Linked DNA regions of Homo sapiens: regions 1 and 3 are each linked to region 2. Evidence: chromatin contacts called from ENCODE Hi-C or POLR2A ChIA-PET data. All regions are on one chromosome and are shown on one strand. Each heading gives the region's core, a stretch centred on a gene start or an enhancer-like site at or near the end of the contact. The rest is flanking DNA. Distances are from core to core; before and after follow the strand shown.

What was found. Hi-C counts contacts between places; a loop is a spot of excess contacts on that map. ChIA-PET counts read pairs that join two places held with the same protein, here RNA polymerase II (POLR2A). Pooled maps may share reads with other maps.
Region 1: a loop to region 2 is called in a map of heart right ventricle, with 5 times the contacts of the local background. The contact joins the enhancer-like site here to the promoter of RBMS3 in region 2. A Hi-C loop is called at or near these places in 1 of 168 maps with a recorded cell type or tissue (heart right ventricle) and 4 of 50 pooled maps. POLR2A ChIA-PET finds 5 or more read pairs at or near these places in 2 of 52 experiments (AG04449 and AG04450).
Region 3: a loop to region 2 is called in a map of naive thymus-derived CD4-positive, alpha-beta T cell, with 3 times the contacts of the local background. The contact joins the enhancer-like site here to the promoter of RBMS3 in region 2. A Hi-C loop is called at or near these places in 2 of 168 maps with a recorded cell type or tissue (PC-3 and naive thymus-derived CD4-positive, alpha-beta T cell), 14 of 37 single-sample maps with no recorded cell type and 10 of 50 pooled maps. POLR2A ChIA-PET finds 5 or more read pairs at or near these places in 2 of 52 experiments (PC-9 and activated T-cell).

Annotation. Positions count from the first base shown.
Region 1 is chr3:29,710,050-29,713,773 of GRCh38, forward strand. The region is part of intron 4 of RBMS3 (RNA binding motif single stranded interacting protein 3); the gene reads left to right. Among named protein-coding and RNA genes, the nearest start is that of RBMS3-AS2, 69 kb to the left of the region's middle. Within about 2 kb of position 1,469, at least 2 of the 41 ENCODE cell types and tissues checked have a DNase peak (open chromatin) inside an H3K27ac peak, as active enhancers do; they include heart right ventricle, where a contact is called at or near this core.
Region 2 is chr3:29,278,994-29,282,781 of GRCh38, forward strand. It overlaps RBMS3 (RNA binding motif single stranded interacting protein 3), which reads left to right and starts at 2,078. Exons shown (of 15, transcript NM_001003793.3): 1 at 2,078-2,763. The coding sequence starts at 2,689. It overlaps RBMS3-AS3 (RBMS3 antisense RNA 3), which reads right to left and starts at 1,946. Exons shown (of 3, transcript NR_109804.1): 1 at 1,738-1,946. RefSeq lists an enhancer at 933-982.
Region 3 is chr3:28,939,312-28,942,596 of GRCh38, forward strand. No RefSeq gene overlaps it. Among named protein-coding and RNA genes, the nearest start is that of RBMS3-AS3, 340 kb to the right of the region's middle. Within about 2 kb of position 1,509, at least 2 of the 41 ENCODE cell types and tissues checked have a DNase peak (open chromatin) inside an H3K27ac peak, as active enhancers do.

The DNA.
Region 1 (3,724 bases), core at 219-2,718, 430 kb after region 2:
GATTATTCATGTGAGCAATTGGCATTACCTGTTCAAACTTGGTTGATACACATACGATAATTTTTAAAGAAGAAACCGTTTAGGCTATTTCCATTTTAAAAGTTCACCTCTCTATTATTGGAAGTTTTTTTGATTTGCCTTTTTGGATTTGTGAATAGAAAGAACCAGGCCTTATTAATGCATATTTTTATCTTTTTCTTTGATGGGTGATAGTCATTAAGAATGCTAAATTTAAATATTCTCCTTCTCCTCTATGTCAATAGTAAATAATAATATATCAGTAATAATCACAGCTAAACTTCATTGCATATATTCTCTGCTCAGGCACTATACTAGCACTACTACATACATTTTCTCTGTGTTTCTCCAGAAGCCTTATAAGGAAGTTCTCAGTAAACCTGTGAGAGCTAAGGCTTGAAAATTTAAGTAATTTACCAAAGGTCACACAGCTACACAGTCGCAGGCACAGCATTCGGGGTCAGGCAGCCTGACTGGCACTATACTCTTTCCAATATACTGAACGTTTATGGGTGACAGCTCTGAGTCCTCAAAAGGAATAGAATCAGCTTCAAGTGAAAACATAGTGTGTTAGTTCAGAGACTGAAAACCATAATCCGTCTCATTTCAGTGAATTCCCTTCATCCAGTTTAACTGTCAGGCCATGCATTACACCACGTGTTTTTAAACCTCTGAGATTCAGTTTAAATCATTACCATTTTCTTTAGAGGCTTTCAGAGTTATCAGGCTGCTCTTTGCATATCTTTTTATTACTTGTCACTGATTTAATGCTATACATTATGGAAATGCTTTAATTTCTGAAATTTTCAGTATAAATAATTGCTTATACAGCCATTACTATACATGCCAAGAGACATTAGTTCATCATAAAATATTTGAGCACCTACTATGTGTCAGGCACTGTTCCACGCATTAAATATACAATACAGTAGCTCCCCCCTTATTTGCACAGGATATGTTCCAAGCCCCCCAGTGGATGCCTGAAATCACAGATAGTACTTAGCCCTATGTATCCTATGTGTTTTCCTATACATACATAGCTGTGATAAAGTTTAATTTATAAATTAGGCACAATAAGAGATTAACTAATAATAAAAGAGGACAATTGTAACAATAGACTATATTAAAAGTTGTCATTGTGATCCCTCTCTCAAAAGGTCTTATTGTACTGTACCTTAGGTAACTGAAACTGTGCAAAGTGAAATCACAGATAAGAGGAGACTAGCGTAGTAAAGGAAATGGACATTGTGTCCACTTTCATGTTGTTCCTTAGACTGTTCCTGGAAATGATTTTCTCCATATTCGTTGGCTCTCTCAGCTGTTCTGAACAAATTTGGGAAGAGAGTTTCTATGGTTTGACTCTGTGGACTTGGCCTGAGTATGAATAACTGGGTCATGTTCTTGACCTCCAAGAAACTTGGAGCACAGCCTAAGAGATTGCCTGATGGATACAGTCATGAAATTTAGAACTTGAAGGGACATTAGAGACCACCTAATCCGACCATTTTAAACAGATGCAGAAACTTCAGAGCCAAGCAGGGTCAGACTACTAACCCAGGATCTCAGAATGAGCTTGTGGCAAAAGCCAGGCCAGAATCCAATTTTCTCCTTCAAGGGTCACTTTCTTCCCATGGCTCCATACACATGCTCTAATCTTTGGCACACCCTGGTCTTAACCTAGTAAATACTTTGGATAGGGTTATAATGAGGATTAGCTATTGCCTTTTGTGGTTGAGCAAACATCTGGGTCAATGCTAGTAACTGAAGAAAAGGAAAATAATAAAGCAAACCAACTACATTATTTACCAATATGAAAGTGAATGCTAGCATAACCATTAAAGGTTAAAAATTCAATGGATGACAACTGCTCATGTATCTTTGGATAGCTCATAAATAACAGAGACACTGTGCTTTTAAGTGATCACTTTGCTGCTCCTTTTTCTTCTTTATGTGATTAATTATGGTAGGAGAGCATTTTCCCCTCGAATAAAGCCTACAGCTTAAAGAATCAGACATTTCTCCCTAAGTTTGTTCTTTTGCCTCATTATATAAGAGAAAAAGGTTTTCTCTGTTTTTCCAAAATGAGATTTATAATCATCCCTAGCTGTGGTGGATGATTTTAGATCTCACCTTGACTGGGTTAAGGGATACTCAGATAGCTAGTAAAATATTATTTCTGGTTATATCTGTGAGGGTGTTTCTGGGAAAGATTTGTATTTGGTTTTTATTTTTGTTAATTTTTATTTATTATTATTATTATTTTGAGACAGGGTCTCACTCTGTCACCCAAGCTGGAGTGCAATGATGCAATCTTGGCTCACTGCAACCTCTGCTTCCCAGGCTCAAGTGATCCTCCTACGTCAGCCTCCCAAGTAGCTCGGGCTACGAATGCATGCTACCATGCCCTGATAATGTTTATAGTTTTTGTAGAGACAGAGTTTCACCATGTTGTCCAGGCTGGTCTCAAACTCCTAGGCTCAAACAATCTGCCCACCTCGGACTCCCAAAGTGCTGAGATTACAGGCAGAAGCCACTATGCCCTGCAGAGATAACATCTAAATCAGTAGACTGAGTAAAGAAGATCTGCCCTCACCAATGTGGACAGGCTTTATATAACCTGCTGGAAGACCATATAGAACAAAAAGGTGGAGAAAGGGTAAATTGGCTCCCTTCTGAAGCTGGAATATCCATCTTCTCATGTCCTTGGACATCAGAACTTCAGGTTCAAACTTCAGACTCTGAGACTGACACCAGGCACCCACTAGGTTCTCAGGCCTTTGGACTAGAAATGAAATACATCTCCAGTTTCCCACATTCTCCACCTTGCAGACAGCATATCCTGCACTTCTTTGTTTCCATAATTATGTGAGTCAGTTCCTATAATAAATCCCATTTCTTTTTCAGAGATAGAAAGAGAGAGATATCTCTTATTGGTTCTGGTTCTCAGGAGAACCTTAATATATTTTCCCTGTGAGGATGTGATTTTGGTAATATTAATTCTTCAAGACCTTCTTAGTGATTGATTATTGTGGCTAGTATCTATTATATTATATTATATATAATATACCACAGATTACATATTCCTTGTAGTATCAAACTTTAGAAAAGTGTTCAATTGCATGAAATTTCTCTTCATTTCCCCCCCATTAATGATCACTTCCATACTTTCGTAGAATATTTTCACCCTCTCTTTGTTCAGTGTTTGCCCTCTGTTCCCATATAAGGATGATTAAAACCCTTAAGCTGCTTCTCACTGAAAAGAAAGATAAGACATAATGTGCCCTTCTCTTAAACTACCTGGCATACCATTCCCAGAGTCAAAGAGAAAAGTCTGTAATGGAAACCTACAGGTAGCCTAGTACCTGGAGAAAATTATTTCTTCCTGGTTCTGTGAGTATGCCACTCACCTGGCTGGCTACATCCTGTGCTGGCTCCATTCTAGAAAAAGACTGGTCATTTCTATACCAGAAGAAAAGCAATAATATATTTATACATGCACTGATTTAGTTTTTGGCCAGGAAACTTCTCTAGTCCTGCCTCTCCACATTCTCTTCAAACATTCTAGCAACAAATATGAGTAAGAAAATGTTTTATACTTTAATGCATTCTCATATACAGTGTCTCTGCTTCCTCCAAGCATATATACTGTCCTGAGAGCAGTGGAACCATTCTATGGTGAAAAACTTTGCTAAAAATCTGTTATTGG
Region 2 (3,788 bases), core at 828-3,327:
TTATGTCTAACATTTTATTCTTCAGACATTTACTGAACACCCATTTTGTGCTCAACTCTATGCAAGTTTTTGGAAATATAAAGGCAAGTGAGAACAATGTGACCTCCTGCCCCCCTAGAGTTTAGAACATCATGGAAGAAACAAACAATAAGCAGGCAAATACATGTAGAATAAGCCTTCTATGAGGGCAAATATAAAGTGCAGCAGAGAAGGAAGGGTTTAGAGAAAGCTACTGTGAGGAGGTGATATCCATACTGAGACCTGAAGGACAGGCTGAAGGGTAAAAGAGGTGGAGATGGACTTGGGAGAGCACTCCAGGAAGAGGGAATGACAGAAGCCTCTGAGAGCATGTTCCTGTCCTGAAAGTAGCTCAGAGTGACTCCGGTATAGGATGTGAGGGGCAGAGTTGAAAGTCCGAGACTAGAGTAGAAAGCCAGGGCCAGACAGCTCGTCAAGTGTCCTGAAACCTATTCCAAAGAGTCAGGACTTTATTGTTTGAGAAACGTGACACCACTGGAGGATTTTTAAATCAGTGTCATTTTTAGTGTCTGATTCAGTGTACTGCCTTCAGCCAGGAGAGTTGGCAGTATTTCTATTTTATAGATGGGACAACTGAGGCCCCAAATAATACATTTAAGAGATAGGTGGGGTTGATTTAATATTCTCAATCACCATGTTGTCAGGGCCTCCTAACTCTTACCCTCTCACCCTCCATCCTTCCTTCCTTCTGATTGTTATTCTTGTCAAAAGTAAAACATAAAACTATTTACCTGCCATCCTTATTTTTATCCAAGGAACACGTATGCACTCACACAGCTTCCAGAAACCAGTTCCCCTCGGTGGAAGCCAGTTGCTTTAGGGGTGGTGCGGCTTGTATGTGGATGGACACCATGTGTGCACTGAGCCCAAATTCTCTGTTCTTCTTGACTAGGAAGCTGGATTTGTACCAGGGACCTTTTATCTAAATAGGAGACTCTGGGCTCAGGAGAACAGAGCCGACTTGACAAAGTAGAAAAGAGCTCAGTATTGGTCTGCCCACGCTTTGGGCATGCGTGAGCACTCGCAGCAAAACACAGCTGGCACATCTAATTTTAGCCTCGCCCGCCTTGAAAAGGGACCCTTTAAGGAAATATATTTTATCTGAAACAATTTGTATTATAATGTAGCAGCTGATAGACATGACAGAATATTATCATTGGTGGGAAAAAACTCTGCCAAGCAATTATGATTTTTGTTCTTTTTTTTTTAGATGATATCAGTAAAGTGATTAAAGCATCAATGCAACAAAATAATCATAAAGAGAGAGACAATGGGAGAAACAGATTTTATCTGTAAAATATCTGACGAACCTAAGGGGTCACTTCCTTTGATTTTTTTTTTTTTTTTTTTTACAAAATGGATGTATTTTAAAAAAGTTATTATTTTTGATATGTTCAGTTGATCAGTCCAATCTGATGACATGTGGCATTAATAGTAGTCCTGGAGTAGACCCTAAAATTTCTTCAATACTTAACATCCACCAAGTTTTCCAGGTAGTAAAAGGTTAGTTTCTCAATCAGCTCTTGGATGCGTCTGGCTCTAGCGTGTTAACAGATTTTGAAAGCATCCGGGACTTACTTTTTTCCCCTTTAACCAGCAAGGTTAGTTCCCCTGCCTTTATTTCTTTTCCTTTCTCCTCCTTCCTTCTTTCGTCCTCTCTTCCCTCTCTTCTGTGTTTTGTTTAGCAGTGTGGCTTACCTTGGAACTTGGCAAAAAGAGGAACAAAAAGCAGCTCTTGTGTGGGGTAGATGGAGGAGGGATAAGAAATAATCCACCGCCCGCATTTGAGTTCTTCAGGTTCAGTTCCAGCGGCAGCAGCGTTGCTGCAAAAATCGCTTGCTATTCGAGATAGCCAGCAGAGGGAATCGGAACTTTGCTTGCAGCAGGGGTTGAAGCAGCCTTTTTTTTTTTTTTTCTTGGAGGAAATACTGCAGCCTTCTGGACTGCGTACGCTGCTCCCTGGAGAGGCTCTCTCGGTTCCACCCACCGGCTGGAAGGAGGGGAAGTGAATGAAAGGACAGGACAAGCCCCGAACACCATGTCACTCTGGGAGGGAGACAGCAGCAACTAAGCTGTACAAGGTTTTTTTTTTTTTTTTTTCTTCCTTTTTTTCTTTTTTTTTTTCTTTTTCCCCTTTCTTTTTCTTTCTTTCTTTCTTTTTCTTTCTTTCTTTCTCTTTCTCTCTCTCTTTTTTCTTTTTCTTTAAGGTGGGGAAAGAGACAACCAAGAGACAGGAAGCTGATCTGCAAGGATTCGGAGTTGTGCTAAAAGGACTTTGATTTTTTTCCCCCTTTACGAACGCTGGCAATTGACATCACTACAGACAGCCTGGTTAGAGAACAAACTGCCTCATCCCAAGTGGACCCCGGCAGCTGGGGGAAGCCAGGCAAGATCTGGGAAGGCTGTGTGTGGGTGTTTTTTCTACAGATCTCACTCCTCGCCCTTTTTTTTTTTCCTTTGGTGTGTGTTTTTTGTTTTGTTTTGTTTTTTAAAAAAATTCTTGCTGTGTTGGAACTAGCGAGTGGTGGAGTCTCTGAAGCCTCATCAGTCACCGGGACTGTCAGGAATAGTGGTTTAAGAGGAAGCTCGGCCTGGGGCACTATACCCTGTCATCCAGTTCCCTGCCTCGGAGATAAAGATTCCAGCTACATGGGCAAACGCCTGGATCAGCCACAAATGTACCCCCAGTACACTTACTACTATCCTCATTATCTCCAAACCAAGGTATGGCTTGACCCACGGTCTGGCGATCAGCGTGGTATCGTTCTGCACTTGGGATGGGAAACAGACAGGCGTGTGAATTATTAGTTAACCCCCACCCCCATCACTTCTTCCTGCTTCTTTGAAATTAGTGACATACCAATGGAGTTAATGAGGCAGAGGAAGACATAAGAAGAAAGCAGCAAACCCGGAATTGTAGCTTTCTCTTTAAGGAGAGATAATAGTTTCACTTGAGTTCAGTTTCTTTGTTGTTATTTGGCAGCATAAATGGTCCTGATATCAGGAACGTCTTTTGCAGATGGGCACGGTTTTTAGAAAGCAGATCACAACAGTGATTACCAGGCACAAGAATATAATTTCAGGGGCTTTTCTGGTGAGCTGTTCTTTGATTGTGGCTCTAAAAGGGTTTTTCCCACTGGATAGGACGTGCAACGGTGGGGGTAACTCAAACTTTTAATCGCAGGGTATAGAATGAAAGAAGGGTGTGAGAAGGTATAGGGCTCCTACCAGAGTCTCTGAGAGTTTATTTTTATTTTTAATTTGCCTTGCCTATTTTATTTTATGTTGAGGATGATCAGCATGCTACAGACTGCTTTACAATAGATGTTCTTTACTTTTAGAAGATCTATTTTTCTGTGTAGCTGCCATGAGGAGGCCTGAGTCTTGAAAAGGAATGAAATGTAACTGATCATAATTGGACTTGAATTGGTTAAATACTTTAGGCTTTATGTGTGTGTGTCAAATGACCATTAGGGGCCCAGAGGCAAGCCCACGTAAGTAAGCAGTGGGCAGTACCTACCCTGAACTTTATCCTGCAGTTAAGACATGAAAGACTCTCAGGTGTGAAATCACTGCTCCGATTTGTCAATTAAATTGGACTTGATTAGGGGGAAAACATGTTAGCGGAGTGACCACCTCGAGTGTACGGGTGATATTATTTTGTATTGCATTAGCATTAGCCAGACTCCACCGTCTCCTTAATAAATAAATATGCCGAGAGTGAACAAGGCGTGCCTGAATGATCTATG
Region 3 (3,285 bases), core at 259-2,758, 340 kb before region 2:
TCAAAGGGTACAAAATAGCAGATATGTAGGAAGAGCAAATCTAGACATCTAATGTATAGCATGAAAACTAAAGTTAATAAAATTATACAGTATTAGGGATTTTTGTTCAATGGATTTTAGCTGTCCTTATCAGAAAAAAGTATGAGATGATGTCTTAATCTGCTTCACTGTGGTAACTATTTTAGTGTCTGCATGTATATCCTAATATGTAAATCTCAAATATGCACAATATTTATTCTAAAAAAACAATCAAGATTTTTATTTTATTTTATTTTATTTTGAGACGGAGTCTCACTGTGTAGCCAGGCTGGGGTGCAGTGACGTGATCTTGGCTCACTGCAACCTCTGCCTCCCGGGTCAAGCGATTCTCCTGCCTCAGCCTCCCAAATAGCTGAAACTACATGCGTGCACCACCACGCCCTGCTAATTTTTGTATTTTTAGTAGAGATGGGGTTTCATCATGTTGCTCAGGATGGTCTTGATCTCTTGACCTCATGATCCACCCACCCCGGCCTCCCAAAGTGCTGCTGGGATTGCAGGTGTTAGCCACCGCGCCTGGCCAAAATGTGCACATTTTAAGGTGTTTTCTCCCCTTAGTGTCTAGAATATCTCCTAAATATTGAATGCCTTTTGGATTTCTTTGGAAGTTTATAGCACAAATGTTTTTGGCCACCTCTTTCTATGTCCCTCCTGTAGCCTCTCCTTGGCCTTTAAGATGCAGAATAATGTAGTTGTTGAGATCTTCCTGATATAAATTTATGCCAAGTATACACATCAGCAACAATTGTACATATCACTGCTTTCCTCCTTCCAACAGGTATAAGGACTTAGTTCTCAGTCCTGGGTTTCACTTCACTGCATGCTGCTTTGTGCAATAGTTAGCAAGCATTTTAGGGGACTGGCTAAGCAAAGTTTCCAAAAATAAGAGAAATCTAGAGGCAATGAACTTCTCCAAAATTTTGAAATTAAAAACATCCTCAAAACCCAAGAAGAAACTAGTTTAATTTTGTCAAACATTATACCTAACATATAGGGTATAAAGTTGTTGTTTTGAATTACACATATCATGAGCAGCTTATAAAATTCTTTTTAGTAAGTATCAGTCCCTAAAATCTTAATATGACCCGGATTTAACCTCATCTTTCCTGTCTTTTCTCTTTCCAGATTTTATTAGCAAAATTTCTCCACTGATTATGACTTTTGAGTTACCCCTTCTTCCTCTGTAAACACTGTTTTTTTTCTATTTTTTCTAGTTATCCAAAACTGGAGTAATTGGCAAATCACTTGCACTGGAACTCAAATTCTTGTGGGTTTGCTGAGAAAAGGTTATACAGAAGTAAAACCACATATACTTGAATTTTGCATAAGGGGAACTCCAGGCCAGGGAAAGATTGTGGTTTTGTAGGAAGATCACTCTCACCCTCAAAAAGCCAAGGGCATCTTTTCTTTAAAAGAGTTCCCACTTTGTTTATGTGGGAAATTGTCCAGGGCACAGCAAGTCTCTGGCAGGACTTTGCTGGCCTTTTGCTTTCTAACTGGCTGTTGTAAGCAAAAACAGCCCTCCAGAGTCTCTGTGTTTTGGTGACATGTGCAGCTGCAGTTTTCAGGGGAGGAAAGGGGCAGGAAAGAAAAAGGAGGATATCCTAATTCCTTTCCCACCTGATGTTCTAAAATGTTGAGATTGGGTCCTTACAGCCAGGGGTCATGAACCTAAATAAAGCACAGGGTAGCCAGCAGTGCTAGAATATCCACTCCATTTTCCTTAATTCAGTCTATAAAACAGAAGTATTCTGAAGTCTGTCCATGGATTTGATTTCCTGCAGTCTGAGCTCTACTGAGAGAGAGGTGGTGGAGCTCCTTCCTCTCTGTGGTGTCTCCAGCACCCTATAAATCAGCAGCTGGCTCACAATGTGTGCCTTTATATCCCATGGCCAAATCTCTACTGGCTACTTAAGGATACATTTCTGGGTCTTTGAGATGAGAAACTACACAACAGATGAGTGAATTTTAAGGATCCTATCGGTGTAAAATATATTAGGATTTGAATTAGAATATAATGGGGGTTCAGAACCTAGACTCTAGTCTGACTGCCTGGGTTTCACATTTCAGTACTTACTAGCTGTTGGACCATAGCTACGTTTTTGTGTGTTTGTTTGTTTTTGAGACAGAGTCTGTGTCACCCAGGCTGGAGCACAGTGGTGCAGTTAAGGCTCACAGCAGCCTCAAACTCATGGGCTCAAGCGATCAGCCCCGACCTCAGCCACCTTGAGTGGCTGGGACTATGGGCGTGTACCACCACGTCAGGCTAATTTTTGCATTTTTTGTAGAGACAGGGTTTCACCATGTTGCCTAGGCTGGTCTCGAACTCTTGGGCTCGAGCAATTGGCCTGCCTCAGCCTCCCAAAGTACTGGGATTACAGGTGTGAGCCACTACGGCCAGTTTTTCTTAAAAAAACTTTCCAAGCCTCTGTTTCCTCTTCTATAAAATGGTAATAATAATAGTACCTATCTCTTGGGTTTTTGTGAGGTTTAAAAACATGATTGTTGCAAAGCCTTGGGAACAGTGCTTGGCAATAATAAACAGTAAATTTAAGTGCTGTTGTGCTTGTGGTGGTTCATAATATTGGTATTATTATTATTATTATTATTATTATTATTATTATTATTATTATTGAGATGGAGTTTCACTCTTGTTGACCAAGCTGGAGTGCAATGGCATAATCTTGGCTCACTGTAACCTCTGCCTCCCGGGTTCAAGCAATTCTCCTACCTCAGCCTCCTGATTAGCTGGGATTACAGGCGCACACCACCATGCCTGGCCAATTTTTCGTATTTTTAGTAGAGACAGGGTTTCGCCATGTTGGCCAGGCTTGTCTCAAACTCCTGACCTCAGGTGATCCTCTCACCTCGGCCTCCCAAAATGCTGGGATTACAGACATGAGCCCCTGTGCCTGGCCTGCTATTATTATTGTTATTCTATTGGCGTAACATAGATTAGGTTGTCCAGGAGTAGAGCCTGAGACAAGAATTCTGGTGCAGGTATTTATTGAGGAATTACTCTCAAGGGAAACCTGTAAGGAGTGAGAGAATTAACGTAGGACAAGGAAGAAACTAGGCAAAGATGTAGTTTTAGCAGAGGCCTCACTTCAGCCTGATCCCATGGGGACATCTTGAGTAAGAATTACAGCAAAAGTTGTCCCACTGTAAGACAAGGTGACCAAATTTGTACCCCTGAAACAATTACTCATTGGTTTTAGGTTGCCTCAAGTGCAGAAAGCATAATTC